Regions from separate parts of the Homo sapiens genome. Here region 2 is linked to region 1. Evidence: chromatin loops called from intact Hi-C (ENCODE). Cell type or tissue: heart right ventricle. All regions are shown on one strand. Each heading gives the region's core, and the rest is flanking DNA. Links, peaks and the distances in the headings are about the cores only. Region 1 has its middle 12 kb from the start of RNF222. Region 2 overlaps MYH10 (myosin heavy chain 10).

Region 1 (12,390 bases), core at 2,555-10,554:
GGGGCTGAGGCGGGAGAATTGCTTGAACCTGGGAGGCAGAGGTTGCAGTGAGCTGAGATCACACCTCTGCACTCCAGTCTGGGCGACAGAGCAAGATTCGTCTCAAAAAAAAAAAAAAAAAAAAGGTTAAGATGGTAAATTTTGTTATATGTATTTTACCACAATAAAAAAGGTAACTGCTGTTATTAGCAGTTAGTTTTGTGCATATTATTTATATTTATATGTACACAAACAAATACAAATAGGGATTTGTATTCCCTGTTTTTTTTTTTCCTTTGAGAGATAGGGTCTCACTCTGTCGCCCAGGCTGGAGTGCAGTGTTACAATCGCAGCTCACTGCAATCTCGACTTTCCATGCTCAAGTGATCCTCCCACCTCAGCCTCCTGAGTAGCTGGGACCACAGGCACGCCACCACACCTGGATAATTTTTTAATTTTCTGTAGATACAAGGTGTCGTTGTGTTGCCCAGGCTGGTCTTGACCTCCTGGGCTCAAGAAATCCTCCCGCCTCAGCCTCCCAAAATACTATGATTATAGACATGAGTCAATATGCCCCTCCTTCCCCCCGTGTTTTTTTTTTTTTTTTGTTGTTGTTGTTTTGTTTTTGAGATGAAGTCTCATTCTGTTGCCCAGGCTGGAGTGCAGTGGCGTGGTCCCAGCTCACCGCAACCTCTGCCTCCCGGGTTCAAGCAATTCTCCTGCCTCAGCTTCCCAAGTAGCTGGGATTACAGGTGCCCGCCATCACGCCTGGCTCATTTTTGTAGTTTTAGTAGAGACAGGGTTTCACCAGGTTGGTCAGGCTGGTCTCGAACTCCTGACCTTAAGTGACCCACCTGCCTTGGCCTCCCAAAGTGCTGGGATTACAGGATTACAGGTGGCTGTTAGCCACCGTACCCAGCCCTTCCCCGTTTTTAATCTAAAGGTGTGCACCACACGCATGCTGGTGCATCTTGCTTGTTTTACTGGACAGCACAGCTTGGAGCTTTCTCCCTTAGGTGCATATACAGTTGTTGAATCTGAGTTTTCAGTAGCTTCCCCAGGTGATGTTAAGGAGCAGCCTGTGTGGGAACCTCTGCCCCCAGAGATCACTGGGGTCCTGGGTAGCTTGGAGAGGTATTCCTTCCTCCAGGCTAGGGGAGGAGGACTGGAAGTTGAGGTGGCTCAGCTCAGATGGAGGCCCAAAGGGCCCCCAGGAGCCTCTAGAGTAACCTGCTCTCTGTCCCCACCATCTTCACTGTCCCCAGCTTTCCCTGCACAGCATCTCCAGGGAAGTGGGATCCATGAAGCTCCTGACTTTCCTGCTCCCCCGGAGGGACACTGGGTGTCCAGGCGCAGGGGCATTCCGCAGCTCTCTGCACTACCTTCCTGCCACTCCCTGTGGGGACAGAGTGGATACAGCAGGCAGGGGCAACCCTGATGGGATGGGGTCACTCATGCCATTTGGAACCTTATGCCAGGGCTGACATTTTAATAAGAGTAAGTGTGAGTCACCCTGAATATCTAAGGCAGAGGGGTTGGAGGCTGGGGAGCAAACATGGGGCCAGGAACTGCAGGCCCGACCCAGAAGCAGTGGAGAGAAGAGAGGTGGGGAAGGGGATGGGATAGAGTGAGAATGCGAGTTTACAGTTAAGGCCAACCTTTGGCAGGGCAGAGACTCTTGGTCTGTTTACATCACTGCCGTCCATGAAAAGACACCTGGCAATGATCTTTGCCATGCTGTTGTGGGCAGGCCTAGATTACCGACCAGGGCCCGGATAGGGGACACTGAAGGTTGTGTGCTGTTTGAAGACAGCCCTGTTGCCCTGAGTGCACATAGTTGGCCAGGTGGGGCCAGCTCCAGTCCTGGCTCCAGATGAGGATGGGCTCATGCAAGGGAGGCAGGGCGAGGCAAGCTGGCTGCCCTACGTGTGCTCAGCATGAAGACAGTGAGGCGGTGCACAAGGGCAGGAGGTGGGGGCACCTCCCAGCCATGAGTGTGTGTGTGCACATGACCCTTGACCCTCCTCCCACCGCGCCTCCACTTCTCAGCATCCTGCTTGATCTGGTGACTGTGGGCAGATGGGAAGGCCTCACCAGAGAGGGCAAAGGACCCCACAAGTATGGAGTAAAGTATGGCCGTGTCCCTAGGGAAGCCTACACAGAGGCCAGGGGACGAGATCTGCTGCTTCAGTGGCCCCACAGGATGCCGCTGGGGCGTCCCGGGTGAGGCTGCAGTCTCCACAGTGAGACCAGGGGATTACCCTGGGTTGGTGCAGCCCTGAGGGTCTCCCCACCCATTTGCAGCTGTCGGCTCTGGCCTGGCTTGCTCCAGCCAGCTCAAGTGTTTGCTTTGCCCCAAGCTTCCCTGTTGTTTCACCCTCCTGGGCTCTGCCCCATTATTACATAGCCCAGGACTGCTGGTAGAACCGGGGACACCTTGGACCTCTGAACAGAACACATAGAGGCGCCTCCCTCTAGGAAGTTAATTGGAAAAAGGCCCTCTTTCTTCTCTGGCTGTGTCAGGGCACATGGCTTGGCAGGCAGAATAGGAACTGATTTTCGTTCCCAATTCACCTGCTTTGGTTCCCAAGCTCCCCAGCCCAACAATATGCAGTGGCCACAGGTCTCACCCCATCCCATCCCCTCCCTCTGAAGACTTCCTCGGCTCCCCATTGCCCTGAGGCACAGCCCATACTCAGGGAGCCCATGAAGCCCTCACTGCTCTCTGGAGACTTGCTCCAGCCAGCCCCTCTGCTGGGCTATCTTTTGCTACACAGCATGGCCACAGCTCTGGCTTCCAGCTCAGGTCCCTTGAAGGCCCTGGGCTTGTGGGCCTCTGTGATCTTTTTTTCATGCTTTTTTTTGGGGGTTGTTTCCTGGCTGGAATGCCTTTCTACCTCATTACATCTCTCCTGGCATCTCCTCTACATCTTTTTTTTTTTTTTTTTTGAAACAGGTTTTCGCTCTGTTGCCCAGGCTGGAGTGCAGTGGCACCATCTCAGCTCACTGCAACCTCCACCTTCTGGGTTCAAGCAATTCTCCCTGCTTTAGCCTCCCGAGTGGCTGGGATTATAGGCATGCGCCACCACACCTGGCTAATTTTTGTGTTTTTAGTAGAGACAGGGTTTCATCATGTTGGCCAGGCTGGTCTCGAACTCCTGACCTCAAGTGATCTGCCTGCCTCGGCCTCCCAAAGTGCTCAGCATGAGGCTGGGATTATAGGCATGTGCCACCACGCCTGGCTAATTTTTATGTTTTTAGTGTGTGTGTACATGACCCTTGACCCTCCTCCCGCCGCAGATGTGCGCCACCGCCCTTGGCCTTCCTCTATATCTTTTAATACCTCGATGAAGGGAGATCCTATTTCACACATCTCTGTAGGCTCTGGCACAAAGACCCAGTATTATTAGAGCCCAATAAATGTTTAAGTAAAAAAAAGCTGCCTTCTCAAGCCTAACTCATGTGTGTTGGGCCAGTAGTGAGGTGAAGGGGGTGTTTGAGCAACACAGTCATTCTACTTTCCATTCTTTTTTTTGTTTTTTTGAGACAGAGTCTCACTCTGTCACCCAGGCTGGGGTGCAGTGCAGTGGCGCAATCTCGGCGCACTGCAACCTCCGCCCCCGAAGTTCAAGCAATTCTCCTGCCTCAGCCTCCCAAGTAGCTGGGATTACAGGCACCTGCCACCACGGCCAGCTAATACTTTTGTATTTTTTGGTAGAGATGGAGTTTTACCATGTTGGCTAGACTGGTCTCGAACTCCTGACCTCAAGTGATCTGCCCGCCTCAGCCTCCCACAGTGCTGGGATTACAGGCATGAGCCGCGGCACCCAGCAAAAACATCCATTTCTTAAAAATATCTTAAACATGGCCTGGCCTGGCACCGTGGCTCACACTCGTAATCCTGGCTCTTTGGGAGGCGGAGGTGAGTGGATCGCTTGAGCTCAGGAGTTAGAGACCAGCCTGGGCACCATAGTGAAACACCATCTCTACTAAAATACAAAAATTAGCCAGGTGTGGTGGAGCGGATCTGTAATCCCGGATACTCGGGAGGCTGAGCCATGAGAATTTCTTTTGAACCTGGGAGGCAGAGGTTGCAGAGATCGCGCCACTGCAGTCCAGCCTGGGAAAAAATACGAAACAAAACACAACCCTTAAACATAAGCATTCATACCTTTAACAGCCTCAAATATAAGTGTCTGTACCTTAAAAATATAATTAGGGGCCGGGCACGGTAGCTCACGCCTGTAATCCCAGCACTTTGGGAGGCCGAGGTGGGTGGATCACGAGGTCAGGAAATTGAGACCATCCTGGCCAACATGGTGAAACCCCGTCTCTACTAAAATACAAAAAATTAGCCGGGCGTGGTGGTGCGTGCCTGTAGTCCCAGCTACTCGGGAGGCTGAGGCAGGAGAATCTCTTGAACCTGGGAGGTGGAGGTTGCAGTGAGCGGAGATTGAGCCACTGCACTCCAGCCTGGCGACACAGCAAGACTCTGTCTCAATTAATTCATGAAACGGTACAAACTTTAATTAATTAATGCAAACTTCTAAGTATAAAAAGGTTCACTTGTGTACCATCTGAAGTGCCACTCATGCGGACTCTGGCACGAGTGGGTGAGAGCTGGCGCCCACGCAGGGGACAGAAACTTGGGATCCCAGAGCTAGAAACAGGCGACTCTAGAACTTTCCGTGGCTGAGCCCAAGGCCCGGGTGAAATGCTTGACCCGAGAGCCCTTTCGATGGGAAACCACTGAAGTGGATCAAACAAAAGAATTCAGAGAAAAGTAGCTTGGACTCTTTCAACAGGATGAAACTAGCAAGGAAGGACGGTGACCCGAGGGTGCGGGCTGGGGAGGAAGTGGAGACAGCAGGGCGGGACACCAGGTGAGCAGAAAGGGGCTGAGTCATGGCCCAAGCTTGTGCCAGCCGGGGCAGCGCGGGGCTGCACTCCTGGCACCCACCTCACGGATTCCCTCTCACTGTTGTCAAGTGACCCACTCCCGGGGCAGAGATGCTTCAGGACAGGCGGGGGAGGGAAGCCACCAAGACAGTGGAGAGGTTTGTTCTCAGGGACACGGCAGCATTTGGAGAAACAGTGCTTGACGTGAGCTGGCCGCCTTGGAGGATTTTCTGAGTTGGCAGTGTTCATCCCAGGGCTTAAATCCTCCCGGACAGCTAGGAGGCCTCAATTCTTGAGACAGGTAAGGCCCGGGTCAGGGACAGAGTTCAGAGTAAGAACAATCTTATTTTCGGATGATAAAAATAGCACTACTATTGAAAAAAAATGTGGAAAATTTTAACACACACATAAACACACACGCACACACACACACACACACACACACACACACAATACAAGCTGTACACCACTTCTACAGAAAACTACCATTAATATTTTGGTGTTTATTCCAGCGTGCATATATATATATAGCCATATAATATATAATTATGTTAAAATGTATAGTTGTATTTATACATATGATATATAATTATTTTTAAGATAAATGAGGTCACATTGTATGAATGCTTTTGGGACCTTTTTTTTTTTTTCAATTGTTAACTTTTAATCCCAATAAACATTCTTTTAGATCCTCTTTTTAAATAGATGTAGTAATTTGCTTAATTAATCTCATGTTGATTCATATTTAGGTTGTTTCCAATTTTTCCCTATTATAAAAATTGTTGGCCGGGCGCAGTGGCTCATGCCTGTAATCCCAGCACTTTGGGAGGCCGAGGTGGGCGGATCACCTGAAGTCAGGAGTTCGAAACCAGCCTTGACCATCATGGTGAAACCCTGTCTCTACTAAAAATACAAAAATTACCTGGGCATCATGGCATCCACCTGTAATCCCAGCTACTAGGGAGACTGAGGCAGGAGAATCGCTTGAACCCGGGAGGTGGGGGTTGCGGTGCGCTGAGATGGCGCCATTGCACTCCAGCTTGGGCAACAAGGGTGAAACTCCATCTCAAAAAAAAAAAAAAAAAGTCTGCAGTAAGTGTTTTTACTGCAATATATTGGTGGTATTTCCTTAAAATAAATTACTAGCAATGGAATCGATAACTCAAAGGATAATATTGTTTTAAGGCCTTGTGATAAATATTGTAAATTTGCCTTTTAGGAAGGTTGTGCCTTCCTAAATGAGGTCATGAGGTCAGGAGTTCGAGACCAGCCTGACCAACATGGTGAAACCCCGTCTCTACTAAAAATACAAAAATTAGCTGGGTGTGGTGGCACGCTCCTGTAATCCCAGCTACTCAGGAGGCTGAGGCAGGAGAATCGCTTGAACCCGGGAGGTGGAGGTTGCAGTGAGCCGAGATCACGCCACTGTACTCTAGTCCGGGTGACAGAGCGAGACTCTGTCTCAAAAAAAAAAAAAGAATGTCCATGTGAATGTTGCAAACGCTTTCTTATAGGGACCAGTATTAAATCTTTGTGGTTTTACCCTGAGTCAGAACACTAAGAGCCTGGTTTATTTACTGACCACTTGCTTTGACGCTCGTGAGAAGGCTGTTCTGTTGAAGTCGTAATGCTTTGCACCCAGTAGGAGCTCAACAAATGCCTAATGAGCTGAACTCAATTGAGAAGGTCAAGGGGCTAAGCAAACATGGGGGTGCTGCATCATTGCCATTTAGAGAGTAACGAGTTATCTGAACCAGCGACAGGAATAGTGAATGGTGAGTGTTGAAGGGGCAGAAATAAAGAACCAAGGGATCCGTTACAGAAGGCTCAGACCTTGAGCTGCAGCTTTGAGAGGGAATGCCTGGAGCCGAAATGAGCGATACATACCTAATCACGGCCAGCAGGTGGCGCTCTAAAGATGTCTCGTTGCTATCCAGACTCCCAGCCAAGATCTTGCTGGAGCACCGGGAAGTGGAAACTGAGTGAGGCATGGGGAACCTCTCAGCCCTAACTTTTTGCGCTGTGCTTCCTCCGGAAGTGCAGTTCCCAAGATCAGGAGCCCTGTAGGTATTTTTGCTTTGTTTTCCTATGCTTGTTTGGCTTGTGGGTGTCTCTGTAGAGCACCATCCATTCAATTCAGTTTCGAACAGTATGGTCTCGAACTTTGATGAGCAAACCCTCACCTGCTTCTCTTGTGAAAATGCAAATTCTGATTCAGTAGAACTGGGGTGGGGCCTGAGATTCTGCATTTCTAACAAGCTCCCTGGTGATGACTCATGCCCAGTAGTTCTAAAATTTGTTAGAACATGCTGTGTAAAGTTCCATCTCTATGCAATATGGGAGGTGAGAGAGAAGCAAATCCAGGCTCTTCTCTCAAAGGGTTTACCAGAGTGAACACAATTTCACAGAAATGTCTGAAATACAAGTTAGAGTGTGAGCCCACTCACGGCATGACCTTGGGCAAGTTGCATGACTTCTTTGGGTCTCAGTTTCCTCATCTGTAAAATGGGAATAGTAATAGCCTCTACCTTAGAAAGTTACTTGAGAATTAAAGCAGGATATTGTACATAAAACACTTGCACAGTGGCTAGCACATAGTAAACCTCAACAAGGCTTGGGGCACCCTAAAGCAGTATGGAGTCAGGCAGGTTACCCTGGCAGGGTGGTAAATTGGAGGAAGCAAGTGGTGGGGGTCAATCCTTAAGAAGGCGCCATCTTGGGTTGGGTGCATTGGCTCGCGCCTGTAATCCCAGCACTTTGGGAGGCTGAGGCGGGTGGATCATGAGGTGAGGAGTTCAAGACCAGCCTGGCCAAAATGGTGAAACCCCGTCTCTACTAAAAATATATAAACTAGCCAGGTATGGTGGTGGGCGCCTGTAATCCCAGCTACTCAGGAGGCTGAGGCAGAGAATTGCTTGAAGCCGGGAGGTGGAGGTTGCAGTGGGCCAAGATCGCACCACTGCACTCCAGCTTGGGTGAAGAGGATGCCATCTCAGTTGTCAGGATATCCATCATCTGAGAAGAAGGGTGTCAGGAGGTGAGGACAGAGAGCCAGGAAGAGGTCAGGTGCCTTGATTAGCAGGTGGCAAACCCAAGAGCTGCTTTTGAGGGGGATTTAAGTGTGCTGAGGCTAAGCAGGAAGCAGCCTTCCTTCTGGAGATGGAGGTGGGCAGGATTTCCAGGCAGATCAAGCAGCGGCTTTCCACACACGCCCCTATTTCACATCTTTAGGAGCTTTAGGAACTTGCGAGAGGAGCTAAGAGGAGCCAAGTGTCACCCTGATCCTGCCTGCGTGCATGGCTTTGCCACATCCTGTAAAAGCCTCAGTCCCACTGCTATGGATTCCTCAGCCCAGGTCCCTAAGTTTACCCACATGCTTTAAATAGGGGTGATGTTTCTATGAACCTCTAAGATCCACAAATATTTATGGACTTAACCTCCAGGGCTCTGATGAGTGCCCCTGGGGATACAGAGACAAATCCACACAGCCCCTACCTTCACGGCTGACCCTGGGGAGAAAAGACATCACCCCGGGAAAAGGAAAAGAATGATTAGTGAAGGGTCTCCTAGCCCTTCTTAACAATGGTGCTTCTTCTAGATCGTAAGACTAATTGATGCATGAGACCTACAGCCACTGCAGAGGCAAGAGTGTTCAGGGGACTCTTTAGACCAGGGTGTCTGACCTAATAAAGCCATAAGGAGTGAGTCAGATCTGATAGGGCTGGAAGGGGACAACCACTAACAGCTAAAGGGACTAATTGGACTTGGGTGGAGCCAATTACGCACGTTATCTCATTTAAGCCCTACAAAATACTATGAGGTCAGTACCAGCATTGTTTCCGTTTATAGATGAGGCAAATGAGACTCAGAGAGCAAAGCAACTTGCTCAAGTTCTTTTTTTGTTGAGATGGAGTCTTGCTCTGTCGCCCAAGCTGGAGTGCAGTGGCACAATCTTGGCTCACTGCAACCTCCGCCTCCCGGGTTCAAGTGATTCTCCTGCCTCAGCCTCCCGAGTACGTGGGATTACAGGTGTGTGCCACCATGCCTGGCTAATTTTTGTATTTTTAGTAGAGACAGGATTTCACCATGTTGGCCAGGCTGTTCTTGAACTCCTGACCTTAGGTGATCCACTCGCCTCGGCCTCCCAAAGTGCTGGGATTACAGGTGTCAGCCACCGTGCCCGGTTTCAAGTTCTCACAGCTACAAGTGGCAGGTGGAGGCTATGGGACAAGTTCATTCTCTTGTGTACCATGTTATGTGCTTGGCCCTTGTGGAGAGACAAACAACACTGGCATTCACTGTCTCCCCACCTTAAGTAGTGACAGCTCTTCCCCATGCCTTTACCCTCCAAATACGGGGATGAAGGCAGGAAAGTGGAGGAGAGAACAGGACATCTGTCTGGAAGACCAGTGGCTTCCAAACTACACATGCAGGGGAGATGGGAAGGCTGAAGGCCTGGCTGAGAACTTGAATTTCTTCTTTCCTTCCCGAAGCACTGAAGTCTTGCTCAACCCCAGCTGAGTGATGAGGCGGGCAGGGTTGCCTCACTTCAGGGCAGCAGGCCCCAGCCTTCCTGGCTCTAATCCATTTCCCATCCTTGCGTATCTTTGGTCGGACGGTGATTCTCACTCTTCCTATTGACTTCTACTTTGTGTCAGCAAGTTCAGCGTGGGCCCCGTATGCTGCCGTGGATCTGATCAGCTGAGGCCTGAGACACAGGACCAGGTACATTGGGAGGAAAGAGCTGATTGGAGAAGGTCTGGGCCACATGAGGGTTTGCCTGAGAGATGCCAGAATGGGGGGCTCCTGATGTCTGAGGACCCTCTGTGCCCATGAGGCAGGCGGATTGTCAAAGGCTGAGGTCCATTTGGAAAGTTGGTTATGTCCCTGTGGCATGAGGGTTGGGTGACATAAAGAGACGGCTTTGGTGGTTTCCTGAAACCATATCATTTGCGCACATCTTCCCCCTGATATTCTGATCACCTTGATTTGGTTTCCTATTTCCTGAACTGCCCACATAGCATTTTTCTGGGTTGCAGAGGGAGTTCATAGGGTTCTGACAGGTTTATCTGGAGCCAACAGAGACAGTCAGTGAGATGCACTGAAGCCATGCTGAGCTGACCAAGTTAGGGGCTTGCGATCATGTCCTGGGACCTTGACTTCACTGCTCATGGGCCATTTGCTTCCCTCTGAACGTGTTTTCTCATCTACAAAATGTAAGACATCTCTATTTTTTTGGATGTTTGTAAACTTAAGCAGAATGATGATTGTGAAGGTGTTTTGTAAACTGTATGATTGTATTCTTCAGGGTTTGGGGTTACTTTTATTTCATTTTGTAAATGGAACTAGATGATTTTTCCTGATAATATAATATCTGATAAAAATTTAATCAGTACAGAGACATTGAAAGTGTTTGCATAATTCTATCTCTAAAGATTAATATTTTGGCATATAGACATCTAGACTTTTAAATGAATATTTTTATGTCAAATTCTACTTACTGTCTTTCAACCTTTTTTTCACTTAATAGTATCTCTTGAGTGTCATCTCTTGTTAATTCATAATTATCTACCTTGTCCTTTTTAACAGCTATGTAGTATTCCATTGTGTGGCTGTACCATGATTTATTAAACCAGTCTCCTATTGGTGGGTGTTTAGGGTGTTTCCAATTTATTTCTATAATAATAAACAGTGCCACAGTAAACATCACTGAATGTACATCTTTGCATACTATTATTTCCTTAGAATAAATCCTTAGATGTTGGATTGCTAGGTGAAAGGTTGTACATATATTTAGTTTTCATTCATTTGTCCAGATTCCCTTAAGAAATGTCGTACCATGGCCGGGCGCGGTGGCTCACGCCTGTAATCCCAGCACTTTGGGAGGCCAAGGCTGGCGGATCATGAGGTCAGGATATCGAGACCATCCTGGCTAACATGGTGAAACCCCGTCTCTACTAAAAATACAAAAAATTAGCCGGGCGTGGTGTTGGGCACCTGTAGTCCCAGCTACCCGGGAGGCTGAGGCAGGAGAATGGTGTGAACTTGGGAGGCGGAGCTGGCAGTGAGCTGAGATCGCGCCACTGCACTCTAGCCTGGACGACAGAGCGAGACTCCATCTCAAAAAAAAAAAGTGTCATACCATCTTATTTATTTATTTGAGGCCGGGTCTTGCTATGTTGCCCAGCCTGGTGTGAAACACTGGCCTCAAGAGATCCTCCCACCTCAGCCTCCTGAGTAGCTGGGATTACAGGCTTGAGCCACTGTACCTTCATTTGCTTAGTTTTTAGATACATATCACTGATTCCTCTCTAACAGACCTATAAAATTCCTGGCAATATGATCAACACATTAGATTATCTCTCAGTCTCTATTATCTATTAGATTATCTCTCAGTCTCTTTCTCTTATTCCTCAGAGACATCTGCCTGGTGCCTCATCCTACTGCTCCCTCTTGGATTGGTTTCTCCCCAGGACTGCTGAATGTTGTCATCTTAGGAGTTCCCTTTTCTCTTTCTTGTGTGAATCCTCTCTCTTTTGGATACCACCTTCCTTTCTTCCTCCCTCCCTCCCTCCCTCCCTCCTGCCTCTTCTCTCTTTCTGTCTCTCTGTCTCCCTCTCTCCCTCTCTCTTTCTCTCTTTCTTTCTTTTTTGAGATGGGATCTTGCTCTGTTGCCCAGGCTGGAGTGCAGTGGTGCGATCACAGCTTACTACAGTCTTGAATTCCCGGGCTTAAGCCATCCTCCCACCTCAGCCTGCCAAGTAGCTGGGGCCACAGGTGTCTGCCATCATACTTGGCTAATTTTTTGCATTTTTTTAGAGACGAGGTTTTGCCACTTTTTAATTTATATGTATACTTTTTTTTGCCACTTTATAGTTTTAACATTTATTTATTTATTTATTTATTTAGAGATAGGGTCTCACTCTGTTGCCCAGGCTGGAGTGCAGTGGCGCAATCACAGCTCACTGCAGCCTCGACCTCCCTGGGCTCGGGTGATTCTCTTAGCTCAGCCTCCTGAGTAGCTGGGACTACAGGCACGTGCTGCCATACTTGGCTGATTTTTGTATTTTTTGTAGAGACAGGGCTTCACCATGTTGCCTAGGCTGTTCTGGAACTCCTGGGCTCTTGCCTCGGTCTCCCAGCGCTGGGATTACAGGCGTGAGACACCTATTTTCCATTTTTAATGTGCCTTGCCCATTTTACATTTTTTATTGTGGTAAATAGATGGAGTCTCGCACTGTTGCCCAGGCTGGAGTGTGATGGCGCGATCTCAGTTCACTGCAACCTCTGTCTCCCAGGTTCAAGCGATTCTCCTGCCTCAGCCTCCTGAGTAGCCGGGATTACAGGCGCCTGCCACCATGTCCGGCTACTTTTTTGTATTTTTAGTAGAGATGGGGTTTCACCATGATGGCCAGGCTGGTCTTGAACACCTGACCTCGTGATCCACCCGTCTCCGCCTCCCAAAGTGCTGGGATTACAGGCATGAGCCACCGCGCCTGGCCCATTTTAATC
Region 2 (12,390 bases), core at 2,104-10,103, 80 kb after region 1:
CATCAGCTCCTTTGCCTTTTGCCAGGTAGAGGAATATATGTGAGCAGTGTCGAAGTGATAACTTTCTGTTTCCAAACTGAAGCAACAAGAAGGTTGAGGACCATATTAAAAATGGATACTTAAAAAAATAAAAAACAAAAATGTATACTGACATTACAGTGGGCTACAAATATATTAACTTTTTTTTGATCTTGGAGAAATTTCAAGGGCAAATATATTTGTTGAACAAATGGATAAGTAACAAACCAACCTCCTGCAATTGAAGGATTTCTGCTTCCAGACTCTTCAATTTCTTTTCACTCTCTTTGGATTGAGCAAAAATCTCATCTCTGGATGCACGAGCTTCTTCTAATTCACGTTGGTAATCCTTCATCTGAGCCTAAGATTAAATAAGAAGGTTTTGGGGTGGTTTACATTCTTAGTTTTAGTTAAAATAAAATTTTTTTAGAGATGAGCCCTGGCTGTGTTGCCCAGGCTGATCTCAAACTCAAGGCCTCAAGCATTGCTCCTGATTACAAGTGTGAGCTGCGGTGCCTGGCCCCATTCTTAGCTTGTAAACATGGTATTTTTTTTCTAGATTATAAAAGTAATATACATTCATTGTAAATATAAAAGTATATGGGAATGACAAGGATATCGTAAGAAAACTACAGATCAAAATGAAATCCCTTATGAATACAAATGCAAAAATCTTCAACAGAATAGTAGCAAACTGAATCTGGCAACATGTAAAAAGGATTATACACCATGACCAAGCAGGATCTATCTGAGGAATGCAAGGTTGGTTTGACAACCAAAAATGAATTAATGTAACCATATGATCATCACAATAAATGCTGAAGAAGCACTTGACAAAATCTAATACCCTTTCAATATAAAAATGCTCAACAAGCTATGAACAGAAGGAAATTTCTTCAACTCTGATTAAGGGCATCAATGAAAAACTGACAGCCAATATCATACTTAAGGATCAATGACCAAATGCTTTCCCTCTAAAAGATGAGCAACAAGACAAGGATGTCTGATCTTGCCACTTCTACTTAACAATGCAATAGAGATTCTAGCCAGGGTAATTAATTAGGCAAGATAAAGAAATAAAAGATATCCAGATTGGAAAGGAAGAAGTAAAACTAGTTCAATTTGCAGATGATCTGATATTGTATATAGAAAATCTTAAGGAAGACACTGAAAGAATTAGAACTGCTGGTAATATGGACAGTAAAAGAAAAGAAAGCCCACAAGAACTAATTGATGAGTTTAGCAAGATTGCGGGATACAAGATCAACATACAAACATCAATTATATTTCTATACACCAACTATGAACATTCAAAATAAAGCAATTACATTTATAATACCATCAAAAGAATATAAACTTAGGTATAAAGAAAAAAAGTGAAAGACTTGTATACCAAGAACTACAAAACGTCACTGAAAAAAATAAAAAAGATCTAAATAAATGGAAAGATTATCCATGTTTGTAGACCAGAAGACTTAATATTGTTAAAATAGCAATACTCTCCAAATTGATTTACACATCAACACAATAAACTATCAAAACCCAAGCTGGCTTTTTTTTTTTTTTTTTTTGGTGGCAGAAATTAAGCTAAGGCAGGTGTGGAAATCATTTACTCAAAGAATTTATATCCAGAATACAGAATTGTTTCAACTCAATAATTAAAAGAGAGCTCAGCTGTTTAACCTCATTAGTCATTAGAGAAATAAAAATAAAAGCCACAATGAAATGTCACTTCACACCCACTAAGATGGTTACAATCAAAAGATGGACAATAACAAATGTTGACAAGATGTGGAGAAATTGGAACCCTCATACATAGCTGGTAGGAACGTAAAACTGCAGTGACTGTGGGAAACAGTTTGGCAGTTCCTCAAAGTTAAACACAGAGGTACCATATAACCCAGCTCAATTCCACTCCTAGGTATATTTCTGAGAAAACTGAAAGCACATGTCCACACAAATGCATATGAATGTTCATAGAGGCATTATTCAGAAGTCAAAAAAATGGAAGCAACCCAAATGTCCAACTGGGGGATAGACGAGTAAAATGTGGTAGATGTATCCACACAGTAGAGTGTTACTCAGTAATAAAAAGGAGTGCGGTACTTGTTCATGTGGCTACATGGATGAACTTTGAAAACATCATGCTAAGTGGAAAACCAGTCACAAAAGGCCACATATTGTATGATTCCACTGATATGAAATATGGAACAAAGGCAAATTTATAGAGACTGAAAGATTAGTAGTTGATTAACGCAGGATGCAGCAGGGATACAGGGAATGGGGAGTGACAGCTAATGGGTGGAGGATTCTTTTGGGAGGGACCAAAATGCCCCAAATATGATAGTGGTGATGGCTGAATAAGCCTATGAATAACTAAAAAACACTGAAAACACTAAACTGGCGAATTGTGTGGTATGTGAACTATATTTCAATAAAGCTGTTAAATAAAATCACAGTATTATAGTTTATATTCTTTGTAATTAATTAGCTTAATAACTTTTATAATTAGCTAATAAAAATCTTGAGCCCAGGCTGCAGTGAGCCATGACTGCACCACCATACTTCACCCTGGGTAGCAGACTGAGACTCTATCTCTGGGAAAAAAAACAAAAAAAAAATCTTTATATTTAGCTTCAAAAAAAAAAAAAAAAAAAAAAAAAAAAAAAAAAAAATGGAAACAAGTTCCTACCAACCTATTACCCAGAGATGACTTTCCCTCCAAACTTTTTTCTAGGTATAGTATGTCTGCCTACATGTCTGTATGTGAAAATGTATACACACACATGTGTAGAGTTACAAGTCAAACCGTCCTACACCATATTTTCCTTTATTCATTTAAGTCTGGCCATCATTCCCCACACACCCCATCACTTAGATGGTTAGCAGTCCATTGACATTTAGGGGGTTTCCATTTTTGCTATCATAAATAACAAAACTTCTGCTAAAGATCTTTGTACATAAAAATTTCTTCTTTATATTTTGTTAAATTTTCAAGATGTATCAACAAGGTCAAAGGAAAAGTTTTCATCATTAACGGACCAGTTCCCCTGAGAAGTTGCTCCCATCCATCCTATAGGTGAGGGCCCCCTGCCTGCCTGCTCACACCATGAACTCTTGCAGAGATCACTTCTTGTCATTGTGGTAATGAAAACTGGCACATCATCTGGGTAGAAAAAGTGACGATTAAAACAGACCAAAAAGATCACAAAAGCTACAGCACTAAGGGGCTGGGTCAACATGACCCTCCTCTCGAGGTGAGGAAGGGTGGGTTTTAAGCATCGCCACAGGCTCTCAGGGCCACAGGAGGCCAGCATGATGCCTCCACCCCAACTGTGTTGCTAAGTGCATTCAAGTATCTCCTGTGGACACAGCGGACACACAAGCACTCTCTTTATGGCCTGCTGCCCCACCCCCGGCCACGCTGACAGCGGTGCTGTGCCCCCCAGCTTCACTGCTGGACTCTGTGTAAAAGCCACATAGGTCACGTGGTGCCATCCAGAGACTCCATGGGTGAAGGCACATACCTGGAGCTTGCGGAGCTGCTTAATCACCTCATCCCGAGCTTTGTTCGCAGCCTCGATTTGGGCTTCGAGGTCCTTCAGGTCTATCTCCATCTTTTTCTTTGAAGCTACAGCAAGCGCCCGCTGTTTCCTCTCATCCTCCAGCTCCGCCTCGAGCTCCCGCACCTAATGGACAACATCGGGTTATGCTGGGTTACATCCAAGTATCTGCTCGCAGAACAGGCAGACTGTTCTCAAGTGGGGGGCTCTGGTTACTCGGGTGAGTGGAAACTTCTGTTACTCTGTAGAGGTCTCTGTTACCAAACAGTTACTATCAACAGAAAACCACAGTAGCTGAATTTTGTTCAAAGGGGTCTTTAAACACCACCACCTAGTACAAACCATCCCACTGACTGCTACGAGGGCATGCGAGAAGGCAGCCAGTGACCTGAGCTCGGTGTAGATGAAGCCAAGATGGAAAAACCCAAGACAATACGGTAACCATGTAATAAAGGCTGGGGTAGGCACAGAGCGGGCATGGGGTGGTTGCTAAGAGGTACAGAGGACTAAGCAGGCATTCCTGTTTCCTAGAGCTGTGAGGACATGGGGCATGGCCATGTTGCAGGGGTGTCAGAACCAGGCAGAAACTGCCTTTGATCAGCAGGAAAGGGGGGAGCAGTCAAAGCTGTCCAATGGAGGAGGGACAAAATGAAGGCCTGCTCTGGAGCAGGCAGATGGGAGAGTGAGGATGAGTAAGATGTGGGCTGGAAACCGAGGTGGACACACCTGTCAGCCACTCACTCACTCTGTGGCACTCTTCACTCAGCCTCCTAGTGTGCAGTGGGGATAGGGAACTGTGCTCACACTGTGTGAGGGATGCTCAGAAGAAGGTGCTCTGGAGTCCTTAAACCAAATCCTAACGCCTCTGTCACCAATGATGAGGACCAGACACAGAGCTGTTGAGCTCCAAACCTTATCAGCCCATGAGTCCACAGGGACTGTGTGTCATTGCCTTGACATGGTCTTCCCAACCTGTCCTGCTTCTTCCACTTATTCAGCCATAAATGAATGTTTCGTCATGTATTTATTAAGGTATAGGTCATAAATACCTTAATAAATACCTGCACCCTATGTAGTGCAGTAGCAGCTGGAGGCTCAGCGAGCAAAGAAAGGTCCCTGCCTTCACAACCTTCCGCTTCCTGCAAAGAGGATGATGGCTGGTGTGGGAGCTGGTATGGAGGCACCAAGGCTTGACGGAGTGGTGGCTCCACTGGTCCTCTCCAAAGGGGAGAAACAAGGCCACCGCTGCTGCTGCTCTGCAGGGGTTGGCATGGGAGAGGAGGAGCAGGGCAGCTGCTTCCGCATAGGGCAGAGGTGCTCGTCATCTGCTTGCTGTGTTCTGCAGAGACCTGGGGCTGTACCTCAAGGCACAGGATAGCAGAAGGCTCCTAATGTAGAGCCACTTACATGAATTTCAAAGTGTGGTTTAAAAAAATTTCTACAAATTCTTTAATACTCCCCACCTTAAAGAGTTGGAGCATAATCTCCTCTTGAATGTGGGCCAGACTTAGTGACTTGCTTCTAATAAACAGAATAAACAAGTGATCACATGAGACTTGGGAGATGAGGTCATAAAAGGCCCGGAAGCTTCCTCCTTGCTTGCTTTCTTTTGGATCTCTCACTCTCCTGAAGCTCCCTCCAGGACAGTCAGGAGGCCCATGTGGTGAGCTGCTGAGGCCTCCTGCTGACACCATGTGTGTGAGTCAGTTTGGCACGCTCCTCCAGCCCTGGTCAGGCCTTCGAATTATGCAGCCAGGGCCGAGGTCCTTACTGTACCAGAACCACTGACTCAACTGCTTCCCAATTCCTCACCCACAGAAACTGTGACAAAAATGTTGTCACAGTTTGCAATAATTTGTTAAGTTTGGGGTAATTTCTTATCCAGCAATAAATGATCAATAATTAGTGGAGTGAAAATAACAAAATAAAGCAAAATTCAGTAATTCCAAATCTGGCCGGGCATGGTGGCTCATGCCTGTAATCCCAGCACTTTGGGAGGCCAAGGCGGGCAGATCACCTGAGTCCAGGAGTTTGAGACCAGCCTGGCCAACACGATCAAATCCCGTCTCTACTAAAAATACAAAAATTAGCTGGGCATGGTGGTGTGTGTCTGTGGTCCCAGCTACTTGGGAGGCTGAGACAGGAGAATCACTTCAATCTGGGAGGCAGAGGTTGCAGTGAGCCAAGATCGTGCCACTGCACTCCAGCCTGGGTGACAGAGCGAGACTCCGTCTGAAAAAACACACACACACACACACACACACACACACACACACACCCCAAATCCAAAACTTACTGCCATGAACTGGAAGGGACTGGCAAAATACCCACAATTCATTTTTAAAGTAAAGTTTTAGACTAGAAATTTAACATATATGCAGAAAAGTGTCTAATATACATTCAGAAAAGTATACAACTTATACATGGATAGCAACTTTATAAAAGGACAAATTTAAATATCTGCTCTTTTTCCTTTTGAAGAGTGATCTAATTATTAGGACTTGGAATCTGAACCACAGACATCTGCCGAATCACCGTGTCTGGGATGCATCAATTCTTTCCTATACCCATGTTCTAAGACAAGGAACTTGAACCTAACCACGGATTCCTTTGGGAGTCCACTGAGGGCTTTCTGACTGATAAGTGTCTGGCTTGTAGGCAGGAATGATACTGAGAAATAGTAAGACCTAAACTAATTACAATAAAATTTAAATAATAAAATTCTCAAATGACCAAATAAATTCATTTTACTCTATGTGTTACTCTGTGTTTACTCAGATGTGTTCTAACACGAATGAACAGGATACTGACCCAGAGCTGGGCTTTGAGAGCCTGCACCCCTTGTTGTGGAGGCCGCACCCTCTGCCCTACCTGTTTGATCAGCAGCCGCTTCTTCTCTTCATTCTGCTCATCCCTGGTTTGCAGGTCTCTCTCGAACTGCGCCTTCATGGCCTGCATGTTGACCTCCAGACGAAGCTTGGCATCTTCCGTGGCCTGGAGTTCGTCTTCCAGCTCCTCCAGCTGGGTCCTCATTTCCTCCACCTGCTGCTCTAGGGCCCGTTTGGATTTTTCAAGTTCGTGAACCTAAACCACCGAAGCATCAGGAAAGAGTTGACCGGGGTGGAGGCACATATGAAGAACAGCAGTCTTACTGTTTTACAGGCCCACTCGTGGCATGCTGGCCACTTTGGTCCCCCTGGGCCGGCCCCCTGCCACATGCATACACATCCTTCCCTCTCCCCTGAAAGCTGCTGCTATTCTCCATTTCAGTGTATGCAGTTCAGAACTACAGTGCGGATGTCTTTATTCCCACGTGTTCTCTGGTCATCCTCCTCTGATGACCTTTAAGCTGAGAGCTCTTCAGTGAGCCAAAGAACAAAGGAAACAGCCATGTCAGGGAACCTGTCTGTTGACTGACTCCTTGCCTGCTGTCTGTGAGGAACAAGTACAACAGTACATCTCTTCTTGCTGTAGAGAAGATCATTCGTATTGAAAAGCACATGTGGAAACTGCTGATTATTAGGGTGGCTTGGGCCTAAGAAGCAGGGCACAGTACACAGGCCTTGATCTTTCTCTGGACAAAGATGCCCCCAGCACCATTTCCCTCATTCTCTGCGCCAAGCACTGTGCTGAGAGCTCCACCTCCTGTGCCCTTTGACCCTCACAGCAGCCTTTGGAGGGAGGCCTTGGTGCTGCTGTGCACCCCCTCTGGGGTCCAGGACCACTGCAGTTCTCACGGGGACAGGCGCGGGGAATCCTAGGACAGGAGGAAGGTCCATTTCTACAGTGTCTGGTGCTCAGTAGGCACAAAAGACCTGTTTGTGGGATCAACATGTGAGTGTTGATGCTACAGAAAACGAACATGAAATCAACTGTAGAGTTCTCTCTCCACATTTCACTGTGTAACCATGGCCACTTCTACTTTCAGTGGCCTCTTTTTGTCCATGGGGCTAGTCCCTGGGCGCCAAGTTGTAGGAGACCCAGCAGAAAGGTGGGACCACCTTCGCTGACTTATGATGTGGCCAGATGGCCCATAGCACATGAAAATGAGATCCTGCCTTTTTAGAGGACTTTGTGTGCTTTTCAAAGCAGATGCAGTAACTTCATGAAATTGGGCAAGTATAATGTCCATCTGGCAGATAAGGAAACTTAGGCTTCAAAAGCTTAAGTGGCTTCCCATGGTCAGAATGGAAGCCTGTGGAGGAGCCAGGGAACCTTGCCTTTGATACCAGGCCTGGGTTTGTTTTGCTATCTTCAACACGTCATACACTAAGGGAGAGACGTAGGGTAAATAAATATCATGGCAGCTCTTGTGGAAGATGTATGCAATGGAAAGAAAAACTGTGCCACAGAAGCTTCCAAGCTGTGGATAAGCCCCCAAAGCTACTGAAGCTCTCAAAGAAAACAGTGGGGCCTCCCTGGGAAGAACCAGGTCAGAGGGAGCTGCCATTCCCTCCTCCTCCTCTCCAGGTCCCCACTCACCTCATGTTTGATAACTACCTGTGACGGCAGAACCATGAAACCTTTTGTTGAAAGGCCCTCCTGCCAGGATGCAGGCTGGAGCAGGGAGGGCAGTGAAAGGACAAGAAGAAACATGTTCACCTCCAGCCAGTGCTGGGGGAAGACTGCAGAAAACCTCACAGCAGTCCCAGAAGACCTGAACCCCGTACGCATGCACAGGCCAAAACACTCCTAGATGGCTTTGCTGCTGGGCTGTGCATTCCCAGGTCCTTCAGGCTCCCCTGAGGAGTCGCCCGCTCCTGTGTGAAGGCCCAGGCCCCTGGGATACTCTCCCGTGCGGAAGTGTGGAGCCCACCAGGCGACTTACGTTTTTTCCCACATCATCTTTGGAGCTCATGAGGTCTTCCATGTCTGCTCGGAGCTGCTTGTTCTGCCTCTCAAACTCCTCCTTGGCCTCCAGGGCTTCCTCGAGGGCCCGGGCCAGTGACAGGGCTTTGGTTTCTTTCTCTCTGGCCTCGGCTTCGGCCCGGTCCCGCTCTTCGGCATAGCGAGCAGAGATGCTCTTCTCTTCTGCTAACAGCTGTGCAGAAGGGGATGGGGGAATACGAAAAACCGAAACAGTGACATCAACTTTTCTCTTCCACCATGTGGCTGATTTATCGCTAGAGTGCTGCCACTAGATTATGGTGTTCTTGTATTTCCTTTTTTTTTTTTTTTTTGCTTTCCCTTTTTCCAATTTTGATATAAACATGTATCACATTTAAATGCCTTTAAATAAGATTATTTTAAACCAAACGAACAAAAGCAAGAGCTCTGCCAGGAGGAAACGACACGTGGCCGACCCACCTGGTCAAACTTCTTCTGCTTCTTCTCCAAGTTGGAGGCGACCTGGCGCTGGTGGTCCAGGTCCACCGTGAGGTCGTCCAGCTCCTGCTGCAGGCGGTTCTTGGTCTTCTCCAGTTTGTCATACGCCAGTGCCTTCTCCTCCAGGCGCTGGCTCAGGGCCTCCGCGTCCTTCAGAAGCTTCTTCTTGGCTTCTTCCAGACTTTCAATTGTTCCCAGGTCGTCATCTACTTTCTTCTTGGTATCAGCCAACTAGGTTTTGTGTACGGACAAACAGAAAGCTCAGTATTAATGTACTCAATTGGGGCCAGGCATGGTGGCTCACGCCTGTAATCCCAGCACTTTGGGAGGCCGAGGCGGCAGGATCACTTGAGGTCAGGAGTTTGAGACCAGCCAGGCCAACATAGTGAAACCTCATCTCTACTAAAAATACAAAAATCGCCTGTCTGTAGTCTCGGCTACTGGGGAGGCTCAGGTGGGAGGATCACTTGAGCCCAGGAGGTGGAGGCTGCAGTGAGCTGAGATCACGCCACTGCACTCCAGCCTGGGCGACAAAGTGAGACTCTATCTCAAGGAAAAAAAAAAAAGAACTCAATTGGTTTTTGCCTTTGAAGAAAAAAAAAACCTTTTGTTTTTAATATTTTGAGAGAAGAAAAATCAATACTGTGATTTTAAAACAAATGAGTCTTAGACTGTCACTTAATTTCTTAGCTAATAGTCCATAAAATGATGACTGGATTGAAATCTTACATCGTTGACACAGTCCTAGGTCCTTATTTTAAGGGCTTCCAGCATTATAACCAGCATGTGGCTGGGTCAAGAAAAACCATTTAATGGGCTTAATTTAGTACGACCTAATTAACTGTCCCAAATGGAGCTGAGACAGCCCAGCACAGCAGGGCCAGGATCTGCTGAAGGCACACATCGAGGCCACCGCGGCCTCCTAAAGAGGACGCACACCTGGGACTGCAGGGCCAGCACTTGCTTCTCCAGGTTCTTCCTGGCCTCCTCCTCCTCCTCCTGCTGCTCCTGAAGACTGTTCTTCTCCTCTTCCAGCTGCCGGATCCGACTGCTCAGGTTTAGTTTCTGGCGTGTCTCCTCCTGAAGAAGCTCCTGTGTTTTTTTTTTAAAGGGCAACACTTCCATTACATTTATCACCAAAACAAATACACCTGTATTAAAGAATTCATGTCGTACAAAAGAGACAGCCTCAATGCATGAGAACGCCCAGTGACATTAACAAACACAGATGATTTAAAAACACACACGATAACTTTGTAAAAGCTCTTCACACCAACACTGCTTCAGACTCATCTCTGAAAAACGAATGGCGGCGCCATCCACCCAGGGGCCCAGGCTGGAGCCTCCAGGCATCCCCGAGGCCTCCCCTCCTGCGTCCCCCACCACACCCCGCCTCTCCTCAGTCACGCCTGGAATCCCTTCCTCTCCACCCCCTGCCCCGTCTTAGTTCAGGCCCTCAGCCCTTCGAACTAGGATCACCTCTCCCGTCTTAGGCATCCCTCAGTTATCGTCCTTTGTATTTCCTGCCAGATTGACTTCTAAAATGTAAGCACAAACATGTTTTTCCTGTTACTTTCAGACTGCAAAGTCTTCAGAGGCATTGGTTGTGTGGAGCAGAATTTCTGGGCCATGGCTTCGGCCTCCTCTAGTCTCACTCACCAGGCCGCACCTTGTCATGCATGGGGTGTGCTTTGGTAAAAATGAACTTGTCCCCAACTGCCTAATTATTCCACTTTTGGCCTGTCTGAGATTTTTTTTTTTAATCCCCAGCACCTAGCCTAAAGCCTGGCAAATAAACACTCATAAGTGTTTGTAAATTTAACAAAACTAAGCTGTAAAACTCCAAGAATAAAGTGCTACATTATTTTCAAGTAACCTGTAGCTGACTTAAAAACATCCCTAACGGATGATGCAATACAGGTCTTAACAGTCTGATAAGCCTCAACTCACCCTTTTACAAAATGGACTGTTTCTCACAGGTCAGCACGATGAAATTCCAACCATAAGGAAACAATCTTATTGGAAATGGCCAGCAAGACATTGTGTGCAGCAGGACCATAGCTTGGGTCAACCACAGCCCAGGCAGCGGCCGTGAATGGCAGCTGGAGCTGTCTCCGAGGCCACCCACGTGCCTGCCAGACACACGAACCCCAGGGGCTCTACATCAAGACACTGAGCTTCCAGGGAGAAATCCCGAGTAGCAAGGCTGGCTCCAAATAAAAGTATGACATAAAACTAGTAAGAGGTGACACAGAAGGCAATTCTGGGGCCAGCATATTTCACCAGCTTATATATTACAGAAATGTTAGTTATTATAAAGACCCCTTGCTCCCCAGGGAATACCTGTGTATCCTGTAGTTGAGACTCAAGACTAGCTGCATCCTTAGCAAATTTAATACCCTTCTTCTCTGCTTCTTCCAGAAGGGTGGAGACATTATCTAGCTCATTCTGTAAGGAGCAGAAGATTAAATTCAACTCAATAGTAAGCAAGCAGAAAGGGTCTAGAAACACAGCTTTTAAACAGAACACAGAGAAGAACTCGGCGGGAGTGTGAACCTGAAACTACCCATTCAGTTAAGGAAGACTCACCACCAAGAGTCTGTTGCCTTCAAACGGAGCTCAAATAAGTAGGTACTAGAACCTGCCTCCCTGGCCACCTTAATAGTCTCTACCCATGAAAAGGACAGGGGGCGGGGGGTCTCCTAACTGGTTTCCTACCTTCTTCTATTTTTATCATGAAGATACAAAAATTAAAGCAAAGCCTCTGAAAGAGTGACTGTATCCTCTGTGGGGAGGCTGAAGGCCAGCAGGTGCTTGATTTTGGTCCTTCACACGAATATGCGTTAACCATATGTTTTGGGAGGAAAGTATAATTCACATTCTTATAGAACTTGAAGCTTCTATAAAAGGGGTACAAGAAAGTTTTTTTTTTTTTTGAGATAGTCTCACCCTGTCGCCCTGGCTGGAGTGCAGTGGTGCAATCTGGGCTCACTGCAACCTTTGCCTCCTGGGTTCAAGCGATTCTCCTGCCTCAGCCTCCCGAGTGGCTGGGATTACAGGCGCTTGCTACCGCGCCCGTCTAATTTTTTGTATCTTTAGTAGAGACGGGGTTTCACCATGTTGGCCAGGCTGGTCTCGAACTCCTGACCTCCTGATCTGCCTGCCCCGGCCTCCCAAAGTGCTGGGATGACAGATGTGAGCCACCACACCCGGCTGGAAGTTCTTTTAGGTTTCAAAAAACTGGTATTATATGTTCATCATGAATATTTAAGCTATTTCTTATGGTCAGATTTAATTAATAATATTTTTTTCTTCGCAATTAATGATATTTCTAAAATATTTTCCAAACAAATCTTTGTGGTATAAGATGCTTTATAATTTTTGACGACAGTGGGTGCTGGGAAGACGCAGAGGGACGCAGAGGGGCAGCAGGGCGCCGTGCGTTCTCGCTAGTCCTCGTCACACCGGCCAAGGGAGAGTGGAC

The links. Hi-C counts contacts between places; a loop is a spot of excess contacts. Peaks named below come from ENCODE experiments on the same cell type or tissue, not always from the same donor. Only the 100,000 strongest peaks of a DNase experiment are listed, where the experiment ranks them.
Region 2: it touches region 1 in a loop (2.5-fold over the local background); 16 of 110 quality-filtered maps call a loop at or near these places.

Annotation. Positions count from the first base shown.
Region 1 is chr17:8,403,667-8,416,056 of GRCh38, forward strand. It overlaps a transcript of NDEL1 not described here. Among named protein-coding and RNA genes, the nearest start is that of RNF222, 12 kb to the left of the region's middle. RefSeq lists an enhancer at 6,625-6,919. In heart right ventricle, for the core only: a CTCF peak has its summit at 6,783 (motif pointing right); DNase peaks (open chromatin) are centred at 6,785 and 9,395.
Region 2 is chr17:8,483,888-8,496,277 of GRCh38, forward strand. MYH10 (myosin heavy chain 10) reads right to left here. Exons shown (of 43, transcript NM_001256012.3): 31 at 11,250-11,354; 32 at 9,846-9,998; 33 at 8,889-9,137; 34 at 8,410-8,622; 35 at 6,453-6,665; 36 at 3,546-3,707; 37 at 251-379. LOC107987245 (a long non-coding RNA gene) reads left to right here. Exons shown (of 2, transcript XR_001752780.3): 2 at 1-2,476. Among named protein-coding and RNA genes, the nearest start is that of NDEL1, 54 kb to the left of the region's middle. RefSeq lists an enhancer at 3,482-3,982 and a silencer at 4,544-4,838. In heart right ventricle, for the core only: a CTCF peak has its summit at 5,292; DNase peaks (open chromatin) are centred at 5,264 and 6,564; H3K27ac peaks cover 2,724 bases.